Regions from separate parts of the Homo sapiens genome. Here all the other regions are linked to region 3. Evidence: chromatin loops called from intact Hi-C (ENCODE). Cell type or tissue: natural killer cell. All regions are shown on one strand. Links, peaks and the distances in the headings refer to the core of each region. The heading gives the core; the rest is flanking DNA.

The links. A loop is a pair of places that touch in the nucleus more often than their neighbours do. Peaks named below come from ENCODE experiments on the same cell type or tissue, not always from the same donor. Only the 100,000 strongest peaks of a DNase experiment are listed, where the experiment ranks them.
Region 1: it touches region 3 in a loop (18-fold over the local background); 4 of 110 quality-filtered maps call a loop at or near these places.
Region 2: it touches region 3 in a loop (6-fold over the local background); 16 of 110 quality-filtered maps call a loop at or near these places.

The regions. Positions count from the first base shown.
Region 1 is chr12:108,228,769-108,239,717 of GRCh38, reverse strand. It overlaps WSCD2 (WSC domain containing 2), which reads right to left. Exons shown (of 9, transcript NM_014653.4): 7 at 6,823-6,987. LOC124903077 (a long non-coding RNA gene) reads left to right here. Exons shown (of 3, transcript XR_007063583.1): 2 at 5,647-5,702. Among named protein-coding and RNA genes, the nearest start is that of WSCD2, 100 kb to the right of the region's middle. In natural killer cell, for the core only: CTCF peaks have their summits at 5,196 and 5,403; no DNase peak of the experiment used is centred there.
Region 2 is chr12:107,985,474-107,996,422 of GRCh38, reverse strand. No RefSeq gene overlaps it. Among named protein-coding and RNA genes, the nearest start is that of WSCD2, 140 kb to the left of the region's middle. In natural killer cell, for the core only: CTCF peaks have their summits at 5,711 and 5,912 (motif pointing left); a DNase peak (open chromatin) is centred at 5,902.
Region 3 is chr12:108,490,052-108,501,000 of GRCh38, reverse strand. No RefSeq gene overlaps it. Among named protein-coding and RNA genes, the nearest start is that of FICD, 20 kb to the left of the region's middle. In natural killer cell, for the core only: CTCF peaks have their summits at 5,622 and 5,825 (motif pointing right); a DNase peak (open chromatin) is centred at 5,850.

The DNA.
Region 1 (10,949 bases), core at 1,574-9,573, 260 kb after region 3:
AAGAAGAGAAAAGGCTTGGGTGCTGTGAGAGGGGCCAGACAGTGATATACTGGGTGATTGCTCTTTGTGGGGAGTCAGCGTCCCTACCCTACTGATGATGGGCATGGCCATGTGACTTCCTGTGGCCCATAGAATGAGGGCGGAAGTAGGTCTTTAGCACAGTCTCAAGACACATCATATGTTTCTGCTTACTCTCCATGAGGGAGCTCTGCTATCACCATGAAAGGACATGCCCTGGGGGTGGGGGATGGGGGATTGGTCCCAGATGATGACAGACACATAGAATAGACATGGTCCTAACCTGCAGCCTGGAGGTGGGCAGCCCAGTCAGCTCAACCAAAATCACTGACCTAGTCAAGTGGCATCCAGAAAGGTTTCCTGGGGGAAGAGATGCTTAAGCATAGAACTGAAAAATGAGGAGAAACTTACTAGCTCAAGAGAGCTGGGAAGGGAGGGCCAGGTGCTGGGAAACGTAGGTGCAAAGGGCCTGTGGTGGGTGGGAAGAAATCTGTCACATATGAGTGACTGCAGAGAGAATGCAGGTAGCAAGAGGGGAGCATGGGGCTGGAGAGGTTTGTGGGGTCTGTGATGAAGAGGCCAGCACTAGACCAGAAAGACTGGAGAACCCTTAAGAGGATTTAAGCAAAAAAGAGGGGCATGATCAGATTTTCCTTTCAAAAGCTGAGGAGCTGAGAGAAGTTCTGTGCAGCTGGAGACTAGTCTAAGCCCTTTACATATATTAAGCAATCCAATCCTCTCAACAATTCTATGAGGAATTTTACAGATGAGGAAACTGAGGCAGAGATGTCCAATAACTCGCCCAGGTTACAGAGCTATGGAACAGGCAGAGCCGAAATACAAACCTGGGCTCTGGGCACACATGTGTCCTTCACCCTCTAAGTGCCCCTTAGCTCATGCAAGCTAAGGCATTTGGATATGGTATTAAGGCCAGGTAGAAATGTTATTGTAGTAAGCCTTCAAGATACTGGCTGTGTTTACAACCCAATGAGTCATTCTGGATATCATGTCACCTCTCTGGGCCTCAGTTTTCCTCATCTGTAAAATGGGTCCATGCACTTTCTCCCTCACAAGGCCATTGTGAGAAGTCAATGAAGCCCACAGTAACACTTCAATAAATGGCAGCTAATGCAGAATAAGACTTAGGGTGAAATCATGGACTGAGAAGTCGCCCCGTATCATCAAACCTTGGAGTATGGCTTCTTCCCTCCCTGTTGTGCTCTGGCTTTTAAGATGGATGGAGGTGAAGACTGGCTTGATATCTGCTCCTGTTCCTGGAGACAGGGGTCCATAGAGGTGCAGCCTTTCTCACATGGCCACTGAGCAGAAGAGCCAAGAATGGAATGTGATTTCTTCAGTCAGGTTCCATTCTGGGACTTGCCAAGTTAAGTTGCCTGGGATAAGCCTAGCTTTGCAAATTAGCACTGGCCCGTGCCCATGAGAAAATATTAACCCACAGCCTTTGAGGTCAATGGGAAGCACAGTGTCATGGAAAAAATCTCCTCCAGAGGAGAATGAGGAATAGGATGTGGGAGCTTGAGAGAGAGAGACAGCTTCAGACATAAACATTTATGCAAGGCAACCCTGGATATAATTTCGTGTCATGTATTCTGGTAGAGCTCTGCATGACATGGACAAAGGGCTTTCCATCCATGGTTTCATTTTATCTTTACCAAAATCTATTTCACTATAAGCACAGCAATGGAAAACACAGGCAGGGGGTATACCAGAACTCACACAGATTCTTAACAAGGAAAATAAATTGCCAGAAACATGGAAGGATGGTCAAACTATTTTCAATCAGCTCCATGCATTGGGAGACCCAAGTTACAATATTTCTATTTGTTCATGATGGGGTCAATTTAGCACAGTATTTATCAAGATTAAAAACAAACAAAAACAAAAAACCTAGAAAAGCTATAAAGATTGGGAAAGATCTGTTTCATATTCCAGATTCTGGTTGCCTGAGGAGTTTATCTATAGGAGTACTGCAAATGTAGAGAAAATTCCATTTAGCAGAATGTCTCCCAGAGAGGGAAGAGTACTATGTCTGGAAAGGAACTTTTGAGAAGGCACATAGAATAGGTTTGCCTGAGGAACAACAGATAGTTGCTCAATTGTCTTCTAAAGAGGGCCTGTCTAGGTAACTGCAAGGGAATCATGGATGCAAGCTTTGAGCCAGAGCGGAATTGCCGGACTCCACCACTAGGGTGTCCCCCTCTCCACTGTCCTTAACACCCAGGATCCAGCATCTCCATGACGTAAACATGATATATTTAAATCCTATCTTTTAAGAGTCACCAAAATATCAGCTTATCTTGGGCACCCATGTGACCCTCAAACTCTAAGGAGCTGCCCAACTGTCCCAGGATTTGGAGAAACAATCTTGTTCAGGGCCACAGAGAGAACAAGACATGTTTTTCCCTTCTCTCTTCCAAACCTCTGTTACTATAGTTGCTCGTGCATTTTTCAGTTAGGGGAGCTAAGGAACAGAGAAGGGAAGTGGCAGATACTGCACATCTCTGCATGCCCTAGAGTTTACTGGGACAGGAAAGTCCCATCTTGGCTCCAGGCATGGACACCCCTGAAGGCTGGTGGTTCTCCAGGACACTGGGATTTGTTTTGAGGACAAGGAAATCCTCAGAAATTGTTGTCCTGCATCAGCTGGGCTGAGAGGCTGCCAACTCTGTAGGCTGATGTACCAGTCTGAGAACATCATCCTGCCCTTCCCTCTTCTGTCTCCCCTCCTTCAGAAGTCAGGGCTCTGGCTCCTCACATACCGCAGAGCTTGAGTCTGCATTAGGACAATGAGGTCTCTGAGATGGGGAGAGGCAGGGAGAGGGGGGATGAAGCCCAGGGAAAGGGGAACAGTGAGAGAGAAAGACACAGTTACCTGGAGAGAGGGAGGGACTGAGACAAAGTCGGGGAGAAGGCAGGAGTTGGGGGAGATAAACAGACACAGAAATAAAATGAGACAGAAACAGAGAAGGGGAGATAGACACCTAGAGAGAGAACAGAGAGAGACACAAAGAGAGAAGCACAGAGAGGCAGAGGCACATACTGGGCAGAGGTAGACATGCAGAGAAAGGAAAGGACAATTAGAGAGAGAGAGAGAGAATGAGAGAGAGAGAGAAAGAGCGCCAGATGGCAGATGGACACAGAGACAGAGAAAACCATGCTTTGCAAATGGCAGTTGCACCCAGTGAGGGAAAGGGAAGAAAGACCCAAGTGGGACAGACATTTGGATTCTGGGAGGGAGAGGTCCCTACATTTCTTCATTCATTCACTCATTAATTCCCTCCCTCCCTGCCTCACCAGCTCACTGGTGGAGTGGACCCTTTTCCAGACTGAGGGAAGAGCAGGTTGCAGAAAATGTGGAGGAAAGAGAGAAAATGTCAGGCAGCCTGTCAGGCCTAGGAGGGTCTGGGAGACCACCCATCTGATACATGCTTCTCACAGAGCAGGAAACTGAGGTCTCCAGGGGCAGGGGAACATGCGTCCAGCCATCCAGCAAGTTGGTAGCAGAAGAAAAGAAACTCTAAAAGACTTAGATAAATCAGCAAGAGTTGCCAGGGGATCAGCTCATTGTACAGATGATAGCACGTGCAAATCTCCAGTGCATTCTTGAACTACAAAGAGCTCATTATACCTGGAGTCTGAAAGGGGCTGCAGAACTTTGCCCCAGTGTGGCAAATGCGGCAAAGGATTTCATGAAGTTAAGCATCTTTCAGCTGCAAGGTGATGTGGGGAGAGACTGGGCAGGGTTAGCTAGATTGACTGATGCTGTTGGGGGGCAAGCGGCTCTTCATTTTGTCTATACCCCTACTGCCAACTCCAAGCTCCCAGGGAGAGTTCAATGTTAACTGCAAGGGCTCAGGCTGCGGGAAGGATTTTAAAGCTCCTAATGAAAAGGCAACTACATTCAAAGCCTCAGCTGCCTGTGACCAGCCCACTACCCCCTGCCTGTCTCAGTACGAATGAAGGAAACATCCAGTAACTAGTCACAGCTTGAGGCAGGGAATTGCCACAGGGGGGTTATGTTTTCTTTTTTTTCTTTTAAATCAAGTTAAAGTTTTAGTAGGTGTCTCACTCCATTAATGACCAATTAATATTGCCCACACTAGAGTATTAACAAACACAGGAAAAAAATGAATTTTTGGAATGTTTTGGGTCTGGAAGTAAGAATGCTGGGTTCTTTGTCTAGGGCCAGGGGTCTTGGCTCTGGTTTTGCATTGGAATCCCCTGGGAGCTTATAGAAAACACCCATGCCTGGGCCCGCTCCTGACAGTCTGATGGAAATGGTCTGAGATGCCGCCTGTGTGTCAAGACTTTAAAAGCTCCCTGGGCAATGCTAATGTGTAGTCAGAGACCAACCCCCTTTGCCTTTGACTAAGTAAATGACTGTCCTGGCTACATAGCATTTAAAAAATGTCTATTTTACACCACAGGCTCACACATATTATCTCACAAACATTATCTTGTTATATTTTTTGGAAAATCTTTGAGTTCAGTACTGACATTCCTGTATTATAGATTAGGAAATTAAAGCTCAGAGAGGTGAAGAATTTTGCACAAGCTCTCATAGCTGATAAGTATCAGAGTGAACTTTCAGACTGAAAATCAGATCTCTTGACTCCATCTTAAGATTCCATTTCTTCTTCTCTGAAGTTAGGAGGTTGAGTTAGATCAGATGGCGAATACTTGGTGTATAGGCCACCATTCCCCATTCTCTACTTTCAACAGGCGTCACTACTAGATTAAGGCATTTTGTTTCAGAGAGAGAATAGAAGAACCTCAGAATCTTTCTTAACACATCATCCTTAAGCAAAAATTCATTGGAATCAACACTAGATGAAACCAATTTTGATCCCTGAACTAAATAATCCTGAGGGACCCTTCTGTTTGTGACATTCTGGGATTGCATGAGTAGGGTTGCTGCCACAGCCAGGACAGTGAGAATGTGGGCCAGCCATGGCATCCTTTCTGAACTTGCATTCCACAGCCACTGCTTCAGGACAAGCCAAAGGGATTCTGGAATATCCCAATGCTCTTCCCAGCAGCTCCCACAAGGAAGCACAGCATAGGGGTTAAGATCATAGGGACTGCTGACAGCCAGCCCTGGGTTCAAATCCTGATATAAGCATGTAATACCCTCAGCATGGAGCCTCATAAGTAATAGGTGCTTAATAAACAATCACTCAAGCCAAAACTGGAAATTAATAAATATATAAAAAGCTAGGATTCTTAAGCAGCTTCCCCTGCCTGACCCGTTGCCAACTCCAACCATTAGCCTGTCCCTCTTCACCCTTCTTGCTTTTCTCCCCCAGTCTCTGCCTCCCTCCTGTGTCTCACCCTGAGAAAGACATGCCCCCTGGCTCTCCCTGAGCTAGGGTTAGCGGATGACTCTCTATCAGCACCAAGCTGTGCCTGGTTAGTGCCTGGCACCCAGACCAGAGTACCCAGAGCCAACTTTTATTGACGACGTTGAATGCGGCCCAACACAAATTCGTAAGCTTTCTTAAAACATTATTAGATTTTTTTGTTATTTTTATTTTATTTTTAGCTCATCAGCTATCATTAGTGTTAGTGTATTTTATGTGTGGTCCAAGACAATTTTTCTTCTTCCAGCGTGGCCCAGGGAAGACAAAAGATGAGACACCCCTGCTTTGAAACAACCTCATGAGGTACGTACTCTTATCTCTAATTTGTGCATGAGGACACAGGATGAGAGAGGTAGGTACAGTAAATTGCCTAAGGTCACACAGCCAGGAAGTGGTCTTCAGCTGGTTTGCAGACACAAAGACCATGGCCAAGGGCTGCTCCACATGTAGATGCAAAGTCTCCCACAGGAGGAGGCCTTGCTTCCCTGATGTCTCCCACCATGCCCAGGAGAGGGCTTCATGCCCAAGGGGCATTTCATCCATGATTTCTTGTTCCTCAGTAAGAAACCCAGGAATTTCTTACCTGTGTGATAGAGTAATAAAGATGTGGGCTTTGAAACTGGGAAACACTAGAATGCAATCCCCAATCAGCTTGTTGAAAAAAAAAATTGTGTGACTTTGGGCAAGTTATTTCTCCTCTCCAAGCCTCAGTTTTCATTTCTGGGAAAGAACATCATCATCCTACCTCACAGGGTTTCTATGCAGGGTTAAATAAGAATACAGCACCTGGCCACCTACTAGGTGCCAAGAGAACATCTTTGGCAATCTCAACCTACATGAGGTGCCTCACACACAGTTGGTGCTCCACAAATGCATGTTGGGACACCTAACTTAGGAAGTGCATCCAGAACATTCCGGTGCTCAGTAAACATCTGTGAATGGAATGAAAATAGAGCACCCTGCATAGCGAATATTGTCGACTTAAATGTGGAGAGGACACCTGGTGAATAGTAGGTGCTCAATAAATGTCCCCAAAGTGAACTTAGTTCTTGTACCTCTATTACATCAAAGAGTTGCTGGTCAGTAAACATCTGTAATGAGGTACCAGCACACAGTAGGTGTGTAAGAAATGTTTGTTGTAACCTAAATGGAGGAAAGGTACCAGGCATAGGATAAGTACTTGACAAATGTCAATTATTGAATGGATGCTAGTGGAGTATCCAGGACATGACTTAAGAAATGTTTGTGGGGCATAAAGGAAGGTGGGGGGGTACCAAGCATGCAGTGAGTCTCAAAAAGTGTGCCTGGGAGAGCTGAGTGGCACACAGTAGATACTCAAGGAGGAGTATTCCCATACCCTCCAAGTGGGGACCTTCCCAAGCCCAGGGAACCTCTTGCCCTGCCCTCCCTGCCATCTCCTCACCTTTGTTGTAGAGGGAGCCATCGAAGTAGTAGCTGCCAGTGTAGAAGCCTGTGGCCAATTCAATGAGGTGGCGAGCCCACGTGTTGCCAGCACCTGGGAAGCTGGCCAAAGCAATGAGCTGCTTGGACTTGCCTGGCAGGAACCTTCTGTCCATGCAACGGTTGTCTGAAAAGGGCGGAGCATGGACAGAGGTCAACACCAGGGGCAGATGGAGCCTGTCTGAAAGGGCCAGGGTATGAGTCACACCCCTGCCACTTCTCAGCCAGGTGATCAAGGGCACAGGACACTTGCGTGGGTCATGGGAAAGCTTCCTTGGGCCTCAGCTTTCCCATCTGTAAAATGAGGGAGATGGTTCCTCCCTCATAGAGTTGAGGTGAGTGTTAAATGGGATAATGATGGAAAGGGATAAGCACAGTGCTTAGCCCATAGTAGGGATCCAATAGAAGTCAGCTAGGAGGGTGAATCTTCTCTCCAGCCCCAGTTTCCCCCCAGCAGAGCAAGTCTTTCCCATTCACCCCTACCCTTTCCTCCAGATCGAAACCGTCAATGGCATCCGTCGTGTATTTTTTGTTATTCTTGTATTTTGCGGGCTCTGAAAAGCCAGAGAATCAGGAATATCCAAATGGTACTCACCACCTCCCAACCCATTTTACAGATGAGAAAACTGAGGGCTAGAGAAAAATAATATCTATGCCTTTTGAGTATAGGATGCAGTCCAGGGTTCTTATCTTGGCCTCCAAGCCCACATGGTTGGCCTTTGCAAACTCACAGGCTCATTCTAATCCACTCCACCACATGCCAGCCACCTGGTCTCTCTGTACTTCCTCTCCTGTGCTTTGCTGTGTCCTGACATAGTGCCTTCATGCATGCTGTTCCCTCTCCATTGCCTCCTACCTGCCTTTGCTTTTTGTTCTTCAGCTCTCAGTTGAATGGGTCCCACTGTCTATCCGTCTGTCCTTCCTTCCTTCCTTCTTCCTTCCCTCTTTCCTTCCTCCCTTCCTGTCTCTCCTCTTTTCCTGACTCCCTGGGCTATCATTAGTGCATTACTATATCCATCTCCTTCATATTGTTGATCACAATTGCAATTCAGATAATTATGCATGCAATTAGTCGTGTGGTCAGAAACCCTGCCCATATTGTGTTTTGCTGATTCACCAAAAGTTTCCACAATATCTGGTATACAGCAGGTACTTAATAACTGCTTCTTGGACGGATGCATGAATGGGTAGAATGGTGACTGGGTGGATAACAATAATATCTATTTTGTAGGGCTCTTGTAAGGATTGAATGAAACAAAGCATGTAATATGCTAATACTCTAAAGTGCTCAAAAGGCATAGATATTATTTTTCTCTAGCCCTCAGTTTCCTCATCTGTAAAATGGGTTGGGATGTGGTGAGTACCATTTGGATATTTTTGATTCTCTGGCTTTTCAGAGCCTGCAGAATGCCATTACCATCAGAGTTAACAGAAAATGCAAGCCCCAGCACCTCCCACTGCAACCCCAGAGGGAGCTAAGAAAGCACAAGCTTTTCTTTTGGTTCCCTCAGTTGCAAAGGCAGCTGAGGGAAGGCTCAGAGCAGGGGGCGCTGGAGCAGAAAGGAAGATGAGAGAATCCCAGATCCAGGCCTGGAGGCCCCAGGTCTCAGTGCTGCCTTCTTCAGCCTGGGGCAGATGAGCTCCACCCTTATTTATCATCCAAGGGAAGGCAGGCAAACCTCCCTCACCTCCCATGGCCCCTCACCTCCATCTCTCCCTCTTCTGGGGAAGCCACCCATCCCCTGCTCATGTATGTGTTCTCCATTCCCTCCTTCTCCAAGCTCTTTGCTCCTTCCAAACCCCAATATTTTTTCTCTCTCAGCTGGCTCAATCACATTAGCACTCAAACAGGAACAAATAGCTCCCTCGTTTAGAAAGAGCCCCTTCCAGCGACCACCAGCTCCCCTTCACCCCATCACCGCCACATTGCCAGCAGAGTTGTCCACATTCCTTCATGTTTCCTCCCTTCTATCTACTCCTTGGCTCTTGCACTTGGCCTCTTCCCTGGTCACTGCCCTGGACCGGTTATGGGCAAGGTCCTCAGTGACTGCCCCATGCTCAATTCAAGAGACAAGCTCACCTCACGTGATTACTCGGGCATGAGGGCAGAGCGCTGCCCTCCTCTAGGTAATTCCTTCCCAAGATTTTACCAGGGTCTTCCCTGTTCTGCATTAGCTGCTATTTATTGAAGTCTTACTGTGAGCCTCATTAATTTCACACAAAAGCCCTTTGAAGGAGAGGTGTGAAGTCCTAGATTTAAATTCCAATTCTTCCACTTACTTTTTGGGTGACATAGGAAAAAAATGATCTGTCGGAGCCTCAGTTTGCTCACTTATAAAATGGGACTATTAAGCAGCGATGACAGCCTGAGGTTGTTTAGGAGAATGAAATTCTTGAATGAATGCAGTGTTAGATTGAGACAAACATGCCGGAATTGCCCACAGAATCGATTGTGGTTCCTGGTATTGTTCCTGCTAGCTGGAGGTTCAGCTTTCTTCTCCTGCCTGTTTAATTTTTGTTCTGAGATGATCAGATTTAGGATAAAATAAACCAGGGGACATCTGTGTCGAAGCCAAGTAAGCTTCAGGGAATGGTTTTCATTGGAATACACTGCAAAAAGGAGCCCAGACACAGGGACTTTATAGAATATGGTTATGTTTTATATTTTGATAGGGGAGTGGATTAGCCAGTTGATATTAACTAGTACACTTAAAATATGTGCATTCCACTCTATGGAAGTGTTACTTCAGAAAGCTAATATTGAATTATATAACCAATGACAACATCCTGAAGTATAATGATGCTTGCAACTTGCTTGGAAATGCACCAAAAATTAGGAAGGATTGAGGGATGGAGAAAAGGAGAGATGGACAATAAAGTAAATACAGCAAAAGTTAATGTATGTCACAAAATTCTATGGAATGAGTATATATGTGTTCACTGCATAATTCTTCCGACTTTTCTGGAGGTTTGACTTTTTTTTTTTTTTTTTCCAGAGCAAAATGTTGGGTTGATAGGTCGGGTGGGGCAGACCAGGCTCCTTAATGTCCCCCCAAAACAGAATTCTCTATTCAAATATTTCCTGGGAGGCCAAGGCCAACCCGAAGGTAAAAGTTGTGGTTTTCAATGCTATAAAGAAAGTTGATTTGGTTCCTAAGCCCCATACATTAAGCAACTGTTGCAGGCAGTATTATATGCAGTTTTGGAATCAGACCGACCTGGGTTTCCATCCAGAACTGTCATGGCCTACCTGTGTGACATGGAACAAGGCTTTCCCCTCACTAAGCCTCAGTTTCCTCACCTATAAAACAGGGCTAATAAACCTTACACAATTATGTGGGATAATGAGTGTGAATTTTTCACAATGTATTTTGAGAAGCTAGGGTTGACAGTGCAGTCTTGGGACCTAGATTGCCTGGGTTTGCATCCCTACACTGCCATGTCAGAGCTGTTTGACTTTGGCCAAGTTACTCAACCTCCCTGTGCCAAGTTACCTCATTTGTAAAATGGTAATAACAGTGCTTATGCAACTGGACTGTTTGGATGATTAGATGATTTAAGGCAGGTAAAAGATTTGACAGAGCCTGGCACAGAGCAAGTGTTCAATAATTATCCCATAAGGGGCATCAGGGCTTAGCACACAGTAGGTGCTCAATAAATGTCAGTCCTGGTGGGCCAGGCTCTTGGCAGGCTGATGAGCCACATAACTGTCAAACCTCCCCAGTGTGTAGAAACTGCAAGAGTGACGTGGCAAAATGGAAGCCCTAGTAATGGCCTGGGGGTAGGGCACTGGGAATGAGCAAATTCATCAATTAGGGAATTGTTATCTGCGTTGAAAAGGCTCCAGTGTCTGTTCTGGCCACCTCAAAGCCATTCATGATCACAGGGTAATTAATCTGTGTATGACTTTCCCCTGCAGGCTAAGGCAGCACAGCTCTGCACAGACTAACCAGCACTTCCCCGAAAGCTAACAAAAACCCATCCTTCCCCATCGGACTGTAAATAGGTCCAAGAGCCACATGCTCACTAGGCTCTCAGAAGGACTTTAGCTACCATAGAAACAGCCACAGTTGATCACCACTGGTACCC
Region 2 (10,949 bases), core at 1,091-9,090, 500 kb after region 3:
CATAACATACCAAAACCTACAAGATAGAGCAAAAGCAATTCTAAGAGGGAAGTTTATAGCAATAAATGACTATATCAAAAAAGTAAAAGATTTCAAATAAACAACCTAATGATGCATCTGAAGGAATTAAAAAAGCAAGAACAATTCCAAAATAAGTAGATAGGAAGACATAATAAAGATCAGAGCAGAAATAAACAAAATTGAGACTAAATGAAACAATGAAAAGATCAACAAAATGAAAAGTTGGCTTTTTGAAAAGATAAAAAAAATCAACACACCATTACCTAGACTAACCAAGAAAAAAATAGAAAACATCCAAAGAATAAAATCAGAGATGAAAAAGGATGTATTACAACTGATATCAAAGAAATATAAGGGTCACTAGAGACTATTACAAAAAACTATATGCCAACAAATTAGAGAACCTAGCATAAATGGATACATTTGTAGGTACATACAATCTACAAAGATTGAACTAAGAAGATAAAGAAACCCTGAAAGACCAGTTACAAGTAACAAGATTAAACTTGTAATTAAAATCCCCCATCAAAGAAAAGCCCAGGAACCCATGGCTTCACTGCAGAATTCTGCCAAACATTTGAAGAACTAATGCCAATTTTTCTCAAACTCTTCCAGAAAATTGAAGATGAAGGAATGCTTTCAAACTCATTCTACCCTGATATCAAAACCAGACTAGGACACAACAACAAAAAAAAGAAAACCAAAGGTCAATCTCTCTGATTAACATACACACAAAAATCCTTAAAAAAAAAAAAAACTAGAAAACTGAATCCAGCAGCACATTCACCATGATCAAGCAGAGTTCATCCTAGGAGTGCAAGAATGGTTCAACATTTGCAAATCAATAAATGTGATACGTAACATCAATGGAATGAAAGACAAAAACCATACGATCATCTCAATAGATGCAGAAAAATCATTTGTTAAAATTCAACATCTCTTTATGATAAAAATTCTAAACAAGTTAGATATAGAAGAAACATATCTCAACACAATAAAGGGCATGTATGACAAATCCACAGTGAACATCATATTGAATGAGGAAAACTTGAAAGCTTTCCTTCTAAGACTTAGAACAAGACAACATGCCGATTTTCATCATGTTTATTCAACATAGTAATGGAAGCCCTAGCTAGAGCAATTAAGCAAGAGAAAGAAATAAGGAGCAAACAAATTGGAAAGGAGAAACTCAAATTATTTCTGTTTGCAGACAACATGATCTTATATATTTAGCAAACCCTAAAGGTTCCACCAAAAATCTCTTAGAACTGATAAACAAATTTAGCAAAGTTGTAGGATACAAAATCAGCATACAAATTTAGTAGTAGTTCTATACATCACCAACAAACTAGCAGAAAAAGAAATCAAGAAAACAATATCATTTACAATAGCTACAAAATACAATAAAATACCTAGAAATAAATTTAATCAAGAATATTCACTGGGGAAGAAATAGTCTCTTCAATAAATGGTGTTGGGAAAACTGGATATCCATATGCAGAAAAATTAAACCAGACCCATATCTCCTACCATACAAAAAGTTTGCTCAAAATAGCTTAAACACCTAAATGTAAGACCTGAACCTATGAAACTACTGGAAGAAAACATAGGGGGAAATGCTTCGGGACATTGGTCTGGGAAAATATTTCATGAAGAATACTTCCAAAGCATAAAGCAACAAAAGCAAAAATAGACAAATGGGATTATATCAAACTAAAAGCTTCTGCACAGCAAAAGAAAGAATCAACAGGGTGAAGAGAAAAACTGCAGAATGGGAGAAAATATTAGCAAGTATACAACAAGGAATTAATATTTAGAATATATAAGAAACTCAAACAGCTCAACACCAAAAAAAGAAACAAATAATTCAATTTAGAAATGGGCAAATGATCTAAATAAACATCTCTCAAAGGAAGACATACAAATGGCCACCGAGTATATGAAAAAAAATGCCAACATCACTTTTCATCAAGGAAATGCAAATCAAAACCACAATGAGATATCATCTTACCCCAGTTAGAATAGCTATTATCAAAAAGACAAAAAATAATAAATGCTGGAGAGGATGCAGAGAAAGGGGAGCTCTTATACATTGTTCGTGGGAAAATAAATTAGTATAGCCATTATAGAAAACAAAAATATGGAGATTCCTCAAAAAACTAAAAGTAGAACTACCATATGATCCAGCAATCCCACTACTGGGTATATATCCAAAGTAAAGGAAATCGGTATGTCAAAGAAATGTCTGCACTCCCATGTTTACTGCTTCATTATTCACAATAGCCAAGGTATAGACTCAACTTAAGTGCCATTAATAGATGACTGGATAATGGAAATGTGATATATACACAATGGAATACTATTCAGACATAAAAAATAATGAAATTCTGTCATTCATAGTAACATGGATAAGCTTGGAGGACATTATGTTAAATGGAATAAACCAGTAACATAAATATAAATACTGCATGTTTTCACTCATACAGAAGCTAAAACAGTTGACTACAGAAAAGTAAAGAGTAGAATAGTGGTTACTGGTGGTGGGGAAGGGTGGAGGGGACCTGGGGAGGTAGCTAAAATTTGTGTAACAAATACAAAACTACAAGCTAGATAGGAGGAATAAGTTCCAATGTTCTATAGCATTGTAGAGTGACTATAATTAAAAGCAATTTATTGTATATTTTCAGATAGCTAGAAGAGCAGATTTCAAATGATCTCAACACAAAGAAATAATAAATGTTTGAGGTGATGAATATCTTAATTCTTTTGATTTGATCATTACTCATTGTATACATGTACTGAAATATCGCACTGTATCCCATAAATACATACAATTATTATGTGTTGATCAAAAATAATAATAAAAGAAAAAAGGCATAAGCTACTCTCTATAGAGGCAGAAAATAAAATGCAATTTTAAGTATTCCAAAGGAAAAAAAATAATAATTACAATAAGAAAGTCCTTCGATAAGAAGCAAACTTGATATATAAACAAGATGCTTAGAGCCATTATGAAGAGAGGATAAATTCTGCTCAGTAAATCTGAAAATATATTGCAAAAGAGAGGGCATTTGGTCTAAGTCTTGAAGGGTGCATAAAAGTTTTCCAGGTGCTAAATGGTGAAAAAGACGTTCCAGACAGAAACAGCAGTATTTTCTAAGGCACATTTTCCAAGTCACATTTGTAAAACTGCTTGGAATGTTTGCATAAGGGTGATGGCCCTGTGGAAGGAGAATATAGGATTCACACCAGCAAATCAACCAGCAAACAGGAACGAGCTCCCTCTAAGTGCCAGGCACCAGGCATACCAGTAGCAAATGTGCTGGACTTAGCTCATAACTTCATGGAGCCTCTACTGCTTGAGGAAGGAACTGCAGGAGATGATTCCCCATACCCTCCAATGGGGATGCTGCCATAACATCTTGCACTTCCTGGGGTAGCATGCATCACTTTCTATAGGATTGTCTGTTGACTGGTCATGCTCTCCAATTAGACTGTGAGTTCCTTAAGAGCCGAATGCTGTGCTGGTTACCTCTTTTATATCCCAGCTCAGTTCCAGGCACACAGTGACCACTCAACAGATTAGTGATTAAGGAAAGAAGGAATGAAAAGTTGATAGGACCAGTTTGTGACTGGCCTGCCTGCCTCCTCAGCCTCTTGAGGGAGAGCTATTACTGTTGCAATAAAATATAATATATTCACTGCAAACATGCAGGATTTTTTTAAAGCAGCAATAATTACATTACCACAACCCAGGATGGAATTAACCACAGCCTTTAACGTGAGTTATTAAAAATGTTTTACTTCTTCCACTGGCACTTAGAAGTCAGCTCTCCTACTGAGCCACTCTCTTCCTTCATTGACTTCTCTTTATCAGGGATGTCAAGATCATTGGCATTTAGAAAGCACATTATGTTAGCTTTTTTCTTTCCAAACACTGCAAAAGAAGTGATTTGACCTTTCATAAGGAAAATGGAACTCCTGAGCTTCCCCTACACAGCAGTCATGTCTGGGATTTCTTATCTCCACGTCAGAAGACCTTCTCACCAGCCTGGCAGGAGTCAGGCTGGAAGATAGATGGGAGTCTTTCTGATACTGTCCCCTTGAGAGAAAGTGCTGAAGGGGAAGGTTTATTAATAGTGGAGACCAGCCCTGCTGAAGGCAACTGTGAGGAGATGGGAGAGTGAGGGGGGAGGCAATGGCCTCTAGGGTCACAGTGAACTCCGCTGACATTTCATTTCTTTGACATCTGTGCTGAGAACCATAGGCTGTTGTCCTGGGGGTTGAAAAGGAGAGGATAGCTACAGTCAGAAAACTAAAATAGAAAAAGTTGACTGACCCAGCAGCCAAAAGGGACACTGAAAATTCCCTTATGGGAAAGAGCAGGTCTTAATAAGTCTCCTGTTTGGCTTAAAAGATAAGAAATAGGTCCATTGCCATCACCTACTCTTAGAGCTCTCTTTTGTGATTACTTTTGCATCTGGTAATAATTAGGAGCAGATGAGTCCTTGGAGTATATTGCCAAAATTACCCCAATTCTTCCTTTCCCTGTGCCCATGGCCCTTGCAATGAGACTCTGCTAGTGCTTCCATCAAGGAATGGAGCCTACTTCCTCACTGCCTGAATCTGGACTGGACCTTGTGACTAGCTTTGGCCAGTAGAACATGGCAGAAGTGATATTATGTCAGTTTCAAGCCTAGACCTCAAGAGACTGTGTATACTTTCATTCTCTCTGGGATACCTTCCCAGCTGCCACATGAAGAGCCTGGGCTAGTCTATGGGAGGATGAGACACGTGTGGACCAGAGTCCATTCAGAACAGTTATCCCAGCTGAGGCCCTCAAACGTGTGACAGCCTAGTCAGGATCAGTAAAGTGGCCTACCCAACATAGCTGAACATAGATGCAAGAATATGCCCAGCCAAGATAATAAGAACCACCTAGCTGAGCCCAGCTTAAATTGTCAATGGCAACATTTTAAGCAAATGAAATGGTTGTTATTTTAAGCCACTAGGTTTTGAGTACATTTTGTTATACAGTGATGCCTAACTGATAACACTCTTATTCTTGTTCAGGCACCCCTACAGGAAAGGAGGGTTTAGTACTTCATTTAGAAGATACCAGAACTCTATGTTAGAATGGAAGTTTCATGAGGGCAAGAGCCATGTTTACCTGGTTCAACCCATTGAGAGAAGCAAGTGATACAGAGCAGGGGATGAATACATCTTGTTGTATTGAGTGTCAAGATTGTGCAGAAAGTTGAGCATCTTCTGAATGTATACTCCAATAACTCATCTGCTCCTAATTGTTACCAGATATAAAAGTAATCACAAAAGGTAGCTCTAAGAGTAGGTAATGGCTGTGGACTTATTTCTTATCTTTCAAGAGTATACCTTCAGGGGAATTTGCCCAACTTACTTCTTCAGGTAATTATCACCCTGGTTCAAGCTTCTGTAAGAATTACTAGCAAGATCAATAGCACTTCTTAAATTTGACTTAAAGAGATGTGTGGCCTGGTGGAGAAGAGCCAGCTAATAGTTACGAACATTTCTGCCACACATACTCCACACCCTACAAAAATGCTCCATCCACTGTCTGCCTAGTTACCCAGGGTCATTCTTAGCAGCCATGCTGCTCCTCTCCCTCACTCAGTCCCCATGTCCTGTTGCTTATGCTCCTTAAATATATCTCAATCTATTCACTTCATGCCACTGCCCTACTTTAGAGTTGAATGACCAGTTCAGCTTCCTAAACTAGTCTCCTAGTTTAGGAGCCCCAGCAGCCAGTGTCATCTTTCCAAAGAACGAGTCTGTTCACTCCTCCCCTGCTAGCCTTCAATGGCTCCCCATTTGCCCTTGGGACCAGGCTCTTCGACAGGTTTTCTTGGTCTGTGTGTGCCCCCTGCTGGCTTTCCTACTTCACCTCTCCCTGTATGTTTTCACCAAAATACACCTGTTAGATCAGGTTTAGCCTAAAGCTGCCTCCTTACATATTTTAAGTTTGTCCTAAAGGTTGCCCTATACTTTGTGAACTATAACCTAAATGGAGTTGTAAACAGACTGTAGTCTACTCTTGTGTCAATCACCGAGTTTTTGGCCAATCAAAGGTGGCCAACTGTTCAAATCGTGTTCAAATAAGGCAGACGCCAAGCTCTAACCAATCTGGCTGTTCCTGTACCTCACTTCAATTTTCTTTACATCACTTTCCTTTTTCTGTCTGTAACTCTTCCACTACCTGGCTGCACTGGAGTCTCTCTGAGCCTCCTCTGGCTCAAGAGGCTGCCCCATTCACAAATCATCCTTTGCTCAATTATACTCTGTTAAATTTAATTCAGCTAAGGTTTTTCTTTTAACACATCTTTCCTGCAATACTGAACTATTTGCAGTTCCCAGGCTTGGGACATTCTTGAGCTGAGGCAGTCTCTCCACTCCCTATTCTACTGCTTGGCTATTTCTTTTCTTTTTACGTCTTCCCTTAGACGGCATAGTTTCCTTCCCTGATCTCAGCTTCCTGCCCATTTCCCTGATCTCAGAGGTGTCACTGTTTTTCTCTTCCTTCCCTCCACCACTAGACAATGAGCTCTGGGAGGCAGGGGCTATTTCTTGCATCTCTGTGTGTATTACAGGCTATGACTTAGGGTAAGTGGTTGAATGAATGAATGAATGAATGAGGCAAGCTAACCAAGAGACTTTGAGCAGCACCTCCTGATAATGAATCAGACTTGAGGGGAATCAGAGAGAGTGCTGGAAGAACAAGTTCCCATTTCCAGGTTAGGTAAAGGAGTAACTATTTCCAGTTACAAGATTTTCTTGGAAGTGGATTAGAAGTGAACAGTAACTAATATCTGTGTCAGGTACAGACATGGAACAAATTCATGAATTGGTCATTCTCAATAGACTTCAGTTGTTAATGGTGAAATTTGCTGAGAATCAATAAGCACCAGTGTTTATTAAACACTTAACTCTGTTCCAGGTACTGCACTAACGGCTTTACACTTAGCTCACTTATTTATCTTAGCCACCCAATAAAGTAGGGTCTATCACTATCCCCCCTTTCAGATGAGAATGCAGAAGCACAGAGAGGTCAAATAACTAATTCAAGGTCATTCAGCCAGTGAGTTTGGTTAAGTAAAATCATTTTGCTTGAGTGCAGGTTACATAGTCCTTACCTGATCCCCCACTACAAAATGTAGAATATGGGATATGCGATACAATTACAGAATTTAAACATATTTTGTTTACTTATGGGTTCAGATCAAGATAAAGCATCACATTTAAATGATTAGCCTGGTCAATACAAGAGTAAACAGAATCCCAATCAATAAACAAAGTTTTATCTTTCTTTCTGAGATTATGATCTGCAGTGCACATTTCTTGCCAAAACACACACATTCTATTTCCTGCCACCAGGCTCATAAGAATGAAGAAGTGAACATTTTATATGCATTTAATATGGCTAATTAGTACAATCCTTCTCTACTTGTTTCTACATGTAAGATTAATGTTGTTTTCCCATTTTCCCTCATGTTAACCAGCCTCCACTATAAACTAGCTACTTTTTCTGCAATCCTAGAAACTCCACCATCTCCTGTGCCCTCATCCATGTAGTTTCCCTTGCATAAAAGCCACCCCCATCTAAATATGTCACTCAAGTTAAGAAGAGCCAGGTAATAAACATCTCTACCATACACACACTTCCTGCTCCACAAAAGTGTTCCATCCACCATCTACCCAGTTACTTGGAGTCATTCCTGGCATCCACCCCTCTCCTCTCCTTCATTCAGTTCATGACCCACCTCCCTCTGTCTTGTCACACATTCCCATTGTAGGAAATCTTAAAATCTTATAACTCACACCAGTCAGCATTTACATTTATACTGCTCTCTGGAATAATTCTTTCTTTCTTTTTCTTTCCGTATACTTCCCTTCCCTCCTTCTTTCCCTCCTCCTTTCCTTCCTTCCTTTCTTCCATACACATATTTTGGGCACTTACCATGTGTCACTATCTGTGCAAGATGCACATACCATTAATGGCCTTGACATTCAGATTGTTTTATCCCAGTTAGTTGCATATGTCTCTATATGCTCTTACTGGTTGCCAGTTACTTTATGTTTATTAATTTCAGTTCTTAAAACAACTCTTTGAGAGGGTGCCCAGTAGCTCCTGCTCATTAAGTAGTTCCAGTGCATAGCCAGCTACAAGAGCTGTTTCATTTTACTACAGATTCAACTACATGTGTTTGCCCTGGAGAAGCTTACTTGCTAGAAAGTTTGTGGCAGGAACAAACTGGGGTTCCTATCCATATTCATCATGAATCTCACAGGGTTCCACATTAGAATCACCTGGACATTGTTAAAAAAAAATATGGAGCAGTCATAGGAAATCCCATATTTGGGGAAAAGAAAAAACTGTGTGTGTGTGTGTGTGTGTGTGTGTGTGTGTGTATAATGCATAGAAAATCTCTGAAAGGATACACACCAACCACTGGGAGAAGTCATAATCATTGAGAAAAGGAGAATCAGATGATGAGGGCAATAGCAGAAAACAGAAAATACATTTCTTATTTTCCACATTTCTGCACAATTGAATTTTCGTAATTAGTACATATTACTTGTTTTTCTTTAGATTTTGTATTTATTATATATTAGCACATTTTTGTGAAAGAGCCATAAAATACCTATGTGTACTTCATGAACTTTATTTATTGAGACAGGGTCTCTCTGTAGCTCAGACTGCAGTATAGTGGCCCCATCACAGCTCACTGCATCCTCAACCTCCAGGGCTCAGGTGATCCTCCTGCCTCAGCTTCCCAAGTAGCTGGGATTACAGGTGCACACCACCACAACTGGCTAATTTTTGTATTTTTTGTGGAGAAAAGGTTTCACCATGTTGCCCCAGCTGGTCTCGAACTCCTCAGCTCAAGTGATCCTCCCACCTCGGCCTCCAAAACTACTGGGATTACAGGCGTGAGCCACCACACGCAGCCCCGTGAACTTTATTTTGATAGTCCTTACTGCTAGTCATGAAAAATTCCAGCTTTCTACCTTCCAGCCTTCTGGTAAAGTTGCATTTCCCTATCTTCTTGAAGTCAGAGGTGGCCATAAGACTTGCTGTGGCCAACGAAATGGTGACAGAAGTGATCCGTCACTTCCAAGTGAAATAACTTAATGACCAGTGCTCAACGTCAACCTTCCTTTCCCGTGGCTGAGGTGATTGTAGAAGCACACATGGCAATAAAGATTCTGGCAGCTGAGGCACTGAGAGATCAGCAAAGCACCAGATACCAGCCAACCCATGTTACCAAGTAGCATGAGCAAGAAATAAATATCTGAGTATTAAGCCACTGAGTTTAGGAGACATTTCTTGTTGCAGCATAACCTAATTTTACCAACTAGTATAACCATTTTTTTTTAAAGAGATGAGATAGAATATTTTAGGACAGTGGCTCTCAATTCTTGCTTTACATTCAAATCCCTTGAGGATATTTCCAAGAACAAATGCTCCAGGCCTCATTCCTAAAGACTCCGATTCAACTAGTCTTGGGTAAGGCCAAAGCATTGGTGGTTTTTGAAAAAGTGAATCTAATATGCAGTCAGAATTGTGACCTACCATGGTAGGGGAATGGCAAAGAGAAAGGTTACTTCTAGCTTAAACGATCTAGTAGAGACTTCATGGAAGAGATGATAATCTGACCTTGGCCACGAGTAATGAATGGCATTTAATCCTGTGTTTCTCTGCCTTCTCTGGTGTGTTATTAGACTCACCTAGAGAGCTTGGCCTGCTCCATTTCATCTGGAGCATTCCCTCTTTCTTATTACTAGCAGAATCCCAATTTTGTTTGGATATGCCCTAAGAGATAAAGCATGTTAGCAGAATCCCGATTTTGTTTGGATATGCCCTAGAAGATAAAGCATGTTTGGTAAGCCAAACATTTCTCTTCAATAGATCCTCACTCTTTCAGACTCTCTTGCAGCCAGGGGAGTCATGTGACACAGTTCTGCCAGTGAGACATAGAGTGAAGCTTTCTAGATGCTCCATGGTCAAAAGACAGAGGGTCTCAAGAGAGCTATCTTACCACCATGGCTTCCAACTCCCTGTTGCTTCTTCAACCCCTACTTTCTACCTTTTGAAAGCAGTTGTGTGAGGCCATGAGGTTTGGTGCTGTTGCAGTCAGCTCATGTCCATGTGTTTTAGGGGGCTGGGGAGTGGCAGAAGAATTATAGAGCCATCTTGCAGCCCTAAGTCCCAAGTGAATCCTGGAACCTCCCCCACTTCTTTTTCTCAACCTTTATTCTAGTTACAGGGAGTACATGTGCAGACTTGTTACATGGGTATACTGCACTCAGGTCAGGAACATAGTACCCAATAGGTAGTTTTTTGACCTATGACCCCTTCCCTCCTGCCCACCTCTAGTAGCTTACAGTGTCTATTATTCCCACATTTATGTTTGTGAGTGCTCAATGTTTATATCCTACTTATAAGTGAGAACATGCAGTATTTGATTTTGTGTTCCTGCATTAATTCACTTAGAATTATGGCCTCCAGCTCCATCCATGTTGCTGGAAAGGACATGATTTCATTCTTTTTTTATGATTATGTAGTATTCCGTGGTATATATGTACCACATTTTCTTTATCCACTTCACCACTGATGGGCACCTAGGTTGATTCCATGTCTTTGCTATTGTGAATAGCATGGTGATGAATGAGTTCATGTGTCTTTTTAGTATAATGATCTGTTTTCCTTTGAGTGTACACCCTAGTAATGGGATTGCTACAGATCTCTCTCTCTCTCTCTTTTTTTTTTTTTTCTGAGCTGAAGTCTTGCTCTGTCACCCAAGCTGGAGTGCAGTGGCATGATCTCGGCTCACTGCATCCTCTGCCTCTTGGGTTCAAGCAATTATCCTGCCTCAGCCTCCCAAGTAGCCAGG
Region 3 (10,949 bases), core at 1,240-9,239:
CGATCACAGCTCACTGCAATCTCTGCCTCCCAGGTTCCAGTGATTCTCATGCCTCAGCCTCCTGAGTAGCTAGGACTATAGGTGTGTACCACCACGCCTGGCTAAATTTAATTAATTTAAATGAAGGCCAGGGGTTCGAGCTCCCAGGTGAGGCCAATGAAGTTGCTGGTCCACAGACCACGCTTTGGGAAGCCCCCACATCTTGGTTGATTTTAATTATTTATTGATTGATTTTCTGGGCATGTGAAATATTTCCATAACTCTAGGAGTCAGAGGTATACAAAAAGGTGTTCCAAATGAGTGTCTCTCCCTCTACCTCTCTTCTACCCCAAGGAATCTGTGGCCTGGGAACTCTTCAAGAAATGCTGACATGAAGTTTGAGAAGTGCTGGTTCAGAGAGGCTTGAAAAAGCACCTGGGCTTTATTTGGAAGCGGAGCAGCAGCTGATGCCTCCCTAAATGTTCTGCAGATCCCAGAGCAAAGACCTCTGAGTCTACCGCCCCACCCTGCCCAGCCACGGCTCACTCCTGCGGTGGGCTCTGCCAGAGGAGGAAGAGTGGGACCCTCAAGCTCTCTCTGGGTCCTCAGCTCCAGGTCAGATAACCATTTTTGGGAGAGGGTTGAGATGCTGCAAGGGGTGGCTTTGGAGGGAGCTCTGACACTTGGGAATTCTGATCATTTCTGGCACATCTGGGTCTAGGATTAAATAAAATATGGGTTACTTCCCAGGTGAGAGGTTCAGAAAATGGGAGGCATCTCTTTGGCCTGCAGCATGAGGATAGTTCAGTTGTCTTCCCTGTGACTGGAAGAAAAGGTGGCACTCTCTTTCCCAGTGTTGTCCTTGGGGCTGTGTCCCCCTAAAATACAAGTAATAGCCCACTTGGCAGCCCAGGCTCCCCATCTTGGTTATTTGGCCTGATAACCCCTGAAAACCCCCTGCTCGTCCCTCCTCGTCCCCTCCAGTTTTGGCTTCTCACCTGGGTGCCCAGAAAACTTTGCCAAACCTTAACCAACTTCATGCTACAGCTGTGCCTTGGTGTTCCCTCTAGAGAGAGCGTTTTGTGATAGTACCAAGCACTGCAACAGAATACGCTCACTTAAGCTTCCACTGAGAGCCCGTCCTGGGCCCTGGGAAACCGCAGTAAACAAAACAGACTCAATTCCTGCCCTCACACAGCTTACTTTCTGGTGGAGGAGAGAGACACTAAACGAAATAGGTAAATGATATGGTATATTCGAGGCTGACAAGCCCTGTGGAAAAAATTAAGTGGGGAAGAGGGTGAGGAGTGGTTTGTGATAGAGGTGGTGAGTTATGTGGATGTCTGAAGGGAAGAGTGTTGCAGGGGGAACAGCACATGCAAAAGCCCTGAGGCAGGAGCTCATGGTGTATTTATGGAATGGCAAGGAAGCCAAAGGGGGTTGGAGAGGGTGAGGGACGGGGAGCAGGTGGGAGATGTGATCAGAAAGATGGCCTGGAAGGGTTAGATCTTAGGGCCTCAAAGCCCCAATGTAGGGATCTGGCCATCATCAGAGTCAGTAAGGCAGTTGCCTGAGGAGTGACGTGGCCCACCATCAGGGATGCAGTGATGAAGCTCTGCAAACTCCTTGCCCTGTGTCCTCATACAAGAGTCACCACTGCTCTGTGCCTCGGTTGTTCCTTCTCTTAAATGGAGACAATAACAAGACCTGCTTTATCCTCCTATTACGAGGATTAATGATGTAAGGGGCCAGGCATGGTGGCTCACGCCTGTGATCCCAGCACTTTTGGAGGTCAAAGTGGGAGGATTGCCTGAGGCTAGGAGTTCAACGCCAGCCTGGGCAACACAGCAAAACCTTGTGTCTACAAAAATAAAAAATAAAAATAAAAAGCCGGGTTTGGTGGCACGCACCTGTAGTCCCAGCTACTCGGGAGGCTGAGATGCGAGGGAGGGTCGCTTGAGCCCAGGAGGTCAAGGCTGCAGTGAACTTTGATTGCAACACTGCATGCCCGTCTAGGTGAGAGAGTGAGATCCTGTCTCAAAAAAAAAAAAAAAAAATCTAATATAAGTAAAGTTCTGATCAAGTGCTAAGTAAATCTCAGCGGTTGTCATTATTGTTATCCAGAATAATATTTGCCCTCTGGTTTCATGTCCTCCTTCCCAAGACTCTTAGAGTTCCTCAGACTCTAGGAGGAACAAAAGATAGGTGCCTGGATTATCCAGTCTACCTCAAGAAATATCTTGTGAGCAGCTACGATGTGCTGCGGGATGGTGTCCAATAGCAATAAAATCCATGAGAGAGTCCAGGGACTGGATGCACATCTGGGACCATCTAGCTTTCTTTTATTAGAAACAGAGTCTTGCTCTGTCACCCAGGCTGGAGTGTAGTGGCGCGATCATAGCTCACTGCAGCCTCGAACTCCTGGGCTCAAGCAATCCTCCCGCCTCAGCCTCCTGAGTAGCCGGGACTACAGGCACACACCACCATGACCGGCTAATTTTTAAAATATTTTTTTAGAGATGGGAGATGTCGCTATGTTGCCCAGGCTGGTCTCAAACTCCTGGGCTCAAGCGATCCACCTGCCTCGGCCTCCCTAGTGCTGGGATTATAGGCATGAGCCACCGCGCCCAGCCCATCCAGCTTTCTTTACACCAAAGGGCTGCCGCACAGAGATCTTTCACCTGGAATGTTCTTTCCCACATCCTGCTTCACATAGCAAAGTCTTGCTCATAGAGGTTTCAGCTCCTTCCTTGGGGCTCACCAGACCCTAGGTGAGGGCGTTGTCCGTGTGGTCCGAATGCTCTGCTGCTCTTTCCCTGAGCATACATCCCTCTTGTATCACATTCTTGTATCACGTCTCCCTCCCCAGCATACCATGGGCTCAAGAGGGCAGCCCTTGTCGGCAGCCCCCAGTGCAGATCTTGCACACAGTGCAAACCTCCCAGATATTTTCAGTATGAATGGAACACTTTTTTTTTTTTTGAGACGGAGTCTTCCTCTGTCGCCCAGGCTGGAGTGCAGTGGCGCGATCTCGGCTCATGGCAAGCACCGCCTCCTGGGTTCACGCCATTCTCCTGCCTCAGCCTCCCGAGTAGCTGGGACTACAGGCGCCCGCCACCACACCTGGCTAATTTTTTTGTATTTTTAGTAGAGACGGGGTTTCACTGTGTTAGCCAGGATGATCTCGATCTGCTGACCTCATGATCCGCCTGCCTCGGCCTCCCAAAGTGCTGGGATTACAGGTGTGAGCCACCGCGCCCGGCCGGAACACTTGTTTAAGCATGAAAAGCTCACTTTGTTTGGGAGCTGATTAGTTTCTTATTGAACCTTACAACTTCCATTTATAAAAGCCCTCTCTGTGGCTATCCCTCACTGTACCTAGCATGCATCTTGGGGTATTCCCCAGAGTTCCAGCTGAACCTGGGAAGCCAACTGAGTAAAAGAGAGAAACTCCCAGGCGAGGACGAGTCAAGGGTTTATGGCTGGATTCCTGCATGCTCTTGCCACAGCACCTCAATGTGCTGCAAGAAAGTGAGCTGTTCGACATTTCCCTTTATATGGCTGGATTTAATTGCAGGCGATAGAGTGTTAAATCTCAAGTGCTGGCTTTTCTGACTTTCAATGGGAGGGGAGCAGAGAGGCTCAGTTGGAACCTGAAGGGAGGGCAAATGGCAGTTTGCACTCTGATTCGAAGGGAAGCGAAACAACCTCAGAAACTGCAGAGAGAGCCTCTTAGTAATGATACCTAATATGTGGCTCCTGGGGAAGTAGCTAGAAGCACTCATACTGGTAATAATAATAATAATACTAGCATTTGTACAGAGATTATTATTATTTTTGAGTCAGGGTGTCACTCTGTCACCCAGGCTGGAGTGCAGTGGCAAAACCTCGGGTCACTGCAGCTTCCACCTCCTGGTTTCCAAGCAATTCTCTTGCCTCAGCTTCCTGAGCAGCTGGGACTACAGGTGTGCGCCACCACACCTGGCTAATTTTTTGTATTTTTAGTAGAGGCAGGGTTTCACCATGTTGGCCAGGCTAGTGTCAAACTCCTGGCCTCAAGTGATCCACCCACCTCAGCCTCCCAAAGTGCTAGGATTACAGGTGTGAGCCACCATCCCTGGCTGCAAGTGTTTTTATCTAACATACAACCTAACTGTACTTAAAAATGTTTGTTCCACGAGAAATGAAGCTTCCTGAGGACAGAGATTTTTGTTTGCTGCTATATTCCCAGCATAGTGCCTGACACATGATAAGTGCTTAATAACTGTTTGTTGAATGAATGAATGAATGACCTTAAATCATCCTCCACACCTTGGGTAACATGGACATAATGCACAGAAAGTGGTGTGCTTGGTTCCTGGCCCCCAGTAAGTAGCATTTGATGTTTGCAATTAGGACTGTTAACTTGGGCCATTGGAGGAATGTGGGGTCCTCTGGCCAGAGAAGCCCCCCACTACAAGGCAGCAGCCATCTTCCCACCCCTTAGGTTCCGGGTGGGGGACTTGAATTCAGGAAGCCTGAGACATTTATTGGCTACTTCTGAGCTCTCGGTCCAGATGGCTGGACCTAGCTGGCTCCTGACAATTGGAGAAAAGCTGTAGAGCCTAGAGGGAGATGTTCACAGTACATGGAAGATCAGGGTACGCAATGGCCAGATCAGTTCTTAGCCATTATTTATTATCGCTGCAGGCATTTTTGTGAAGGAGATGGCAGGCGTTTGGGCACATAGCTCCTTCCAGATGTCCGCCATAAACGCTCTGCACTTGCTGAGTTCTCAGGAACATAAAACCCGCTGTCAATGGACTTGCCCAGAGCCTGTATTTGCTGCGTTTTTGTTCTTGTTTAGTTATTACATTAAGTCTCCTGTGATTACAGAGCTGACAGCTGGTAAGGATTTGCATATGGCATGAAATTAAGTTAGTTCATTTTAATGTCTAAACTGAGCAGGGCGTGAATTTGTCTGGTGAAAACTGTCTCCCTTATCTTTGTTTGCACATCTGCTTTCGGCTGTAGCCTCTGATGTCTTCAAGTTTGATTTCTCCCCACTTCACCCAGGGTAGAGAGGGAATTGGCTCCCCCTTCTAGAATTCCAGAAGGGACTTTGCACTTTGGGGTTTAGAATGTTCTCTTTTAGGTTTCAAGAGGAATTAAGATTCCAGGGCTGCTATGAAGAGACCAGCATTCTAGCCCCATCTTTGTGACTTGCTTGCTGTGTTGCCCTGAGCAAGTCACTTTCCCTCTCTGGGCCTCAATTCCTCATCTGTCAAGTGAGAGATTGGAAGCAGATGAATGTTCATCTGTTGGGGCGCTTTTGACATTTGGGATGGGACAGTTTTTTATTGGGTGGGACTGAGTGAGGTAGTGTATGATGTTGAGCATGCCTGGTCGTTGGGCATTGTATGTCAGCCACACCTCAAATTACTGAAAACCAAAAAGCACCACCACACGTTTCCAAACGCATCTGTAGCAAACCCAGCTAGTGCCCTACTCATATCCCTGCATCCCTTCACTGTTTTTGTAGTCATGATCTGTCAGTGTGCCCTCCCTCCTCAAATGCCAGCACCTGTGTCTCTTCATGGTGTACTGTCTTCAGATTGCCAGAACTTGCTTTGCTAGGAATCTATGTTCATTCTCCACCCAATGGGAAGCTCTTAACCAATGACTGACAGGTGTGTGGGTGGGGGATGAGTGCTCCAGCTCCCCAGTCTTTGACCTGGTCAAATTTAAGATGAGGGATTGAGCGAAGGTTGCCCTCTGTGGGGCTTTGCCTACTGGTTTGTTGTGGGAATACACCCTAATAAATGACTTTTACACAAATTATTATCATAGTCCACTTCTAGAGCACCCAGCCCAAGACAGCCTCCAGGGGGCAGTATAAGCCCCTCTTGATGACCACTGAACCAGATGATCTCACTGGATGATTTTTTCATTCAGCAAATCTTTGGTGTCTAATATGTGCCAGGTCAAGGGCTGGCTGTGATGTTAATTTCATGTGTCAACTTGATTGGGTAAGGGATGCCCAGATAGCTAGTAAGACATTATTTCTGGGTGTATCTGTGAGAGTGTTTTTGGAAGAGATTAGCATTTGAGTTGATACACTGGGTAAAGCAGATGGCCCTCCCCAACGTAGGTGGGCATCATCCAATCTGTAGGGCCCCAGATAGAGCAAAAAGTTGGAGGAAAGGCAAATTCTCTTTTTTCCTTCTTGAGTTAGGACATTCATCTTCTCCTGTGTTCAGACATTGGCACTCCTGGTTCTTGGGCCTTTGGACTCTGAGGCTTACACCAGTTCCACCTCTTACCTCTTCCCTCCTCTTCTTTAGTTCTCAGGCCTTTGGCCTTGGACTGGGAGTTTCACCATCAGCTCTCTTGGTTCTTAGGCCTTTGAACTTGGACTGAATTACACCACTGGTTTTCCTGGTTCTCAAGCTGCAGCATGGCAGATCTTGGGACTTCTCAGTCTGCATCATCATATGAATCAAATCCCACAATAAATCTCCTCTTATATAGCTACCTAAATCTGTAGGCTCTCTTTCTCTGGAGAACTCTGACTGACACACTGGATATAGAACTATGAACATGATACGCGTCTGCCCTGTAGACTTATAACCTAGTGAGGCCAGCAGGCAATAATAAGTATAAGAAGTGGTGGCAGTGGTGGTGGAGGGATTCTATGAAGAGGGGACATTTATGCTGCACTTACAGGAGTAAAAGAAGTGAGTGAGCCAGGTTGAGAGTAGGGAAGAGAGCCTGCCAGGCAGATGGAATAGCATGTGCAAAGGCTGGGAGAAGAAAAAGGCTTGGCATGTGGGAGGACTGGTTGAAGGCCAGAGGGGCTGGAAAGCAGGCAGGGTGATGGGGAGAGAGGTGTGTGAGATGGGGTGGAAAGCCAGGCAGGGGACAGGTCTTGAGGGACCTGGTGGTGAGGAATTTGGATTTTATTCAAAGTGATGGGAAGCCATTGAGTGGTTTTAAGCAGGAGTAATATGATTCAGTTGATATTTGAAAAACATTACTCTGGCTGTTGGGTGGAATATGAATCAGAGGGAAGTGCATCAGTCAGGGTCTGGTCTAGGTATTTCAAACAGAGGGGACTTAATACGGGGAAATGGTTATACAAGTGTTAAAACAGCTGAGAAGTCAAATAGGGGACAAGGAGCTGACCCAGAAATGATTACTATCAAGACTTCTTTTTACTTATGGCCAAATGGACAAAGTAGGGAGGTGATGTTATCAGAACCCAGGAGCTGGAACCATTTGGCAGGAAGGAGAACCATGGTTGGGGCTGCCCTGCTGGAGCTGGGACCATGGAGGTGAAACCATTGGGGGAGGTGTGGATGTTGCTCAGGGATTCCACCTGAAACAGGTGGAGGGCCAGAGATGCCCTGGTTTCTCTCTTCATCCCTCCCTCTAGTCTCCCACTGGTGCCTCCCAATGGTTGCATTTATCTGGAAGCCAGAAGAGCCTGGGAAATATGGTTCCCTGGGATGTAGAGCAAGACTGGGAAGGGTAGGGATTGGATCTGAGCCCAAAAAGGAGAATGCTCAGCATAGGGGCCAATGAAAGCTCCTGCAAGAGTAGAGGTGAGAGATGATGGTGCCTCAAGTCATAGTGGTGGAGATGGAGAAATGCAGATAGAGTGAAGTCTACCTTGGAGCTAAAACCAACAGGGCATGGGTGTGGTGGCAAAGGAGAGGGAGGAATCAGAGAATCTGACGTTGTTTTTCCACAAGCAACTGTTAGACAGGATAGTTTTCAAGTCAAATCAACATATAGGGCTGGAGTGTCAGCACACCAGGGTTCTCTCAGAAGATTTCCCTGCTCCTTAACTCAGCCAGTGAAATACTTGAGGGCTCCAGAGCCTCTTCTTTGATGAGAGTCTCACCATGGGGACTAAATTCTTGTTGACATAGTTCTCACTCTTAACATCCTCTCAGGTCATGAGCAGCTCTTCAAGATGATCAGAATTCTTATGTTTATAATGCTCAGAGCAGATTCTGGATTTAGAGCATCCATTCTGAATGAACACTTGTAATCCAAGTCACTTCTCCACTTTCATTATAGTAAATTGTGAAGAGTAGGTGCTCCAGAGTCGTGTAAATCCAGATTTAAATCCAATTCCAGCCATGTATTCTTGGGAAATGTATATAACTTCTTTGAGCTTAGTCCCTCTTTTGGAGCATGAGATTGTGTTTGTTAATATGTTTTCATTCTAAGTGACAGAAACCCAAGTTAATTAGAATAAACAACATTAATAGAGGTAATTTATTAGAAAGCTCCTGACTACAAAGAAGAGTTGAAGAGTCAAGCTAGGGGAATGACAAGGAAGCATCTAGATTCTACCAACTGGAGGCAGGACTAGAGATCTGTAGACATGTCTCCACTGCCTATCACAGCCTATTTCTTGGCATTGATGTCATTCTTTTTTTTCTCTGCAGTCTCGACTTTCTCTGCTCTTCAGTGTACAGGATGGAAAACACGGATGCAGTGGCTTCAGGTTTTTATATGAAAGTAACATCAGCCATTCAGAGAGAGTCTGACTTGACATCGTGCCACATTCAAAATTCTCAGGGTAAGGTATCACTGGCCTGTTTGGGATCAGGTGCTCATCTTTGAACCAATCAGCTGTGGCCAAGGGGTAGGATTACATTGTAAAGTGGCTGCTCCTGTTGTAGACATAAGATTGGGAGAGAAGAAGGGAGCACTGGGGAGGCAATCCCATAGAATGCTACTGCTGGAATAATAATGGTACTTGCTACCAGTGTTGCTATGACAAGTGTGCTAATGCTTAGCATAGTTCCTGATACGTAGTAAATGCTCAATAGATATTAGCTGCTATAATAATTATTATTTTTGATGAAATCTGATCAAGGCCATTCTTGAAGCCAGTACAGTACTTATAAAATTAATGGATACATTTCCAGGGAAATCCCTAAGATGGTATTAGGGCATGAAGCCAGAAGACAAAGAGCTTCATGTAAGATATCAGTCATTTCACTTGAGTCCTTAGGGAATCCACCATGATATTGTATTCATATTTTTTTCCTCTCCATTACAAGAAAGTAGGAAAAAGTAAGATGATGAATTTTACTTTCACAGATGAAAATGGAAAGGGGACTTCCTCTCAAGACTTGACCAAAGGGCTGAGCTGAATAAGGCAGGATTTCAGATCCAGCTCCATGTATATGTCTGTGAAGATCAGAGAAAGACATTGTCTAGGTCTTTGAAGAGGTCCTGAAATCTTGTTCACCTTCTTTCCATTACCCCAATTCCCCAATCTATTTTTGTTTAACTTTTTTTGTTGCAAATGACAAAAATTCAGCCAAACTAGCTAAAGCTCCTAAACTGTTTTTATTAGTTTATATGTCTAAGAGGATAGGCATGAAGATATTGATAGGCACAACAGAAGCCACGGATCAAACAATGTATTTGGGACTCTTTCTCCATTTCTTGGCTCTGTTTGCGTGTTGATTTTATTATTTAAGATTTCTCTTGAGTGGCAGAAACATGTGGCTGGCAGACCAAAATTCCAACATTATGACCCCAGAGGCAAAATATAGTCTTCTCCATGGCTCCAGCAGAGGATTACTGTGGAAGAACTCTGACTGGCCCTGCTTGAGACACATGCCTACCTCTGAACCAGCCTGGCCTGGAGGGTAGGGTTCTCTAATAGACCACACTTGTTGTTATAGAAGCTGTGATTGACAGCTCCACTAGAAGCACATAGAATAAGGAGGGCATTTCCAAGGAAAGAGCCTATTGGGAAGACCAAGATCACAGTGTCCACTACAGTTCCTCCTGGGGTATTAGCAAGCACAAAGGCATTAAGAAGACTTTTATGCTTGTTTTAGGGTGAGCGGAAGGGGAAAAACCTAAGATTACATCTCATTCTGCAGTAGTTCAAGGAAATGAGAGAAACTTGGTGGAAGAGGTGATGGTATCAAAGAAGCCCATTTGGAGAAAAGAAAAGTAGTGATACAGCTGCATAGCTATAATCTTAATCACTTAAGACAGTGGAGCACCCTGGACCTCAATGCAGGAGAGAAAGATTCTGCCCCTCTATGGAGCGGAGAGGCCACCAGCAGGCATTGTGTTTTTCAGCTGAGTAGATCCACAGCCCTTCCATGACAGGGGCCCTTGTCCATAGGAGGTAGCTTCTTCACTGACAAGCCATCAGAGAGCTAAGGATAACCATGTACTATGGTCAGTCCCTGTGTCAAAGTTAGTCAGCATGGAAGGCCAGGTTACTCTGGTTCATGATATGAAGTCATAATTCTTATCCTAGCCACGTCTGTGCCGAACATTTCTGAGCAGGCTTCAGTTAACTCTGTTCAGTTGCCCCCTCCATGGGGCTTCTCAGATGCTGCAATGTGGAATTCCACTGGGAATCTGATTGCAACCTCTGCACTCAGTACCTTGAAGCTGGAAGGAGCCATTGCCCCTTGGGTGGTCCTGACCAATAGGAGACAGGAGCTGATGGATAGTGTGTTTCCCTGCTCCCCTTAGATGGACAGTTCTGACATGCATTTCACCATCTCTTTGAAAGATCCCATAGATGGCGCACCCAATTACAGGTGGTAGTGGCCAACTAGATATTTCATGCTTGTGTTGGCTTTTCCCTCTTCCCCCTTCATGCCCTCGTTCCTGCTCCCTGAGAGCATGTTCCTAAATCAATGACCCACAGGAAAGACACTGCTTTCAGTAAAACAGTTTCCAGTTTTCATGATTATGAATGGTGCTGCAATGCACATCTTTGTACCTAAAACTTTTTTTTTTTTTTTTTTTTTTAAGATGGAGTCTTGCTCTATCGCCCAGGCGGGAGTGCAGTGACATGATCTCTGCTCACTGAAACCTCTGCCTCTCAGGGTCAAGTGATTCTCGTGCCTCAGCCTCCCGAGTAGCTGGGATTACAGGCACCTGCCACCATGCCTGGCTAATTTTTGTATTTTAGTTGAGACGGGGTTCACCAT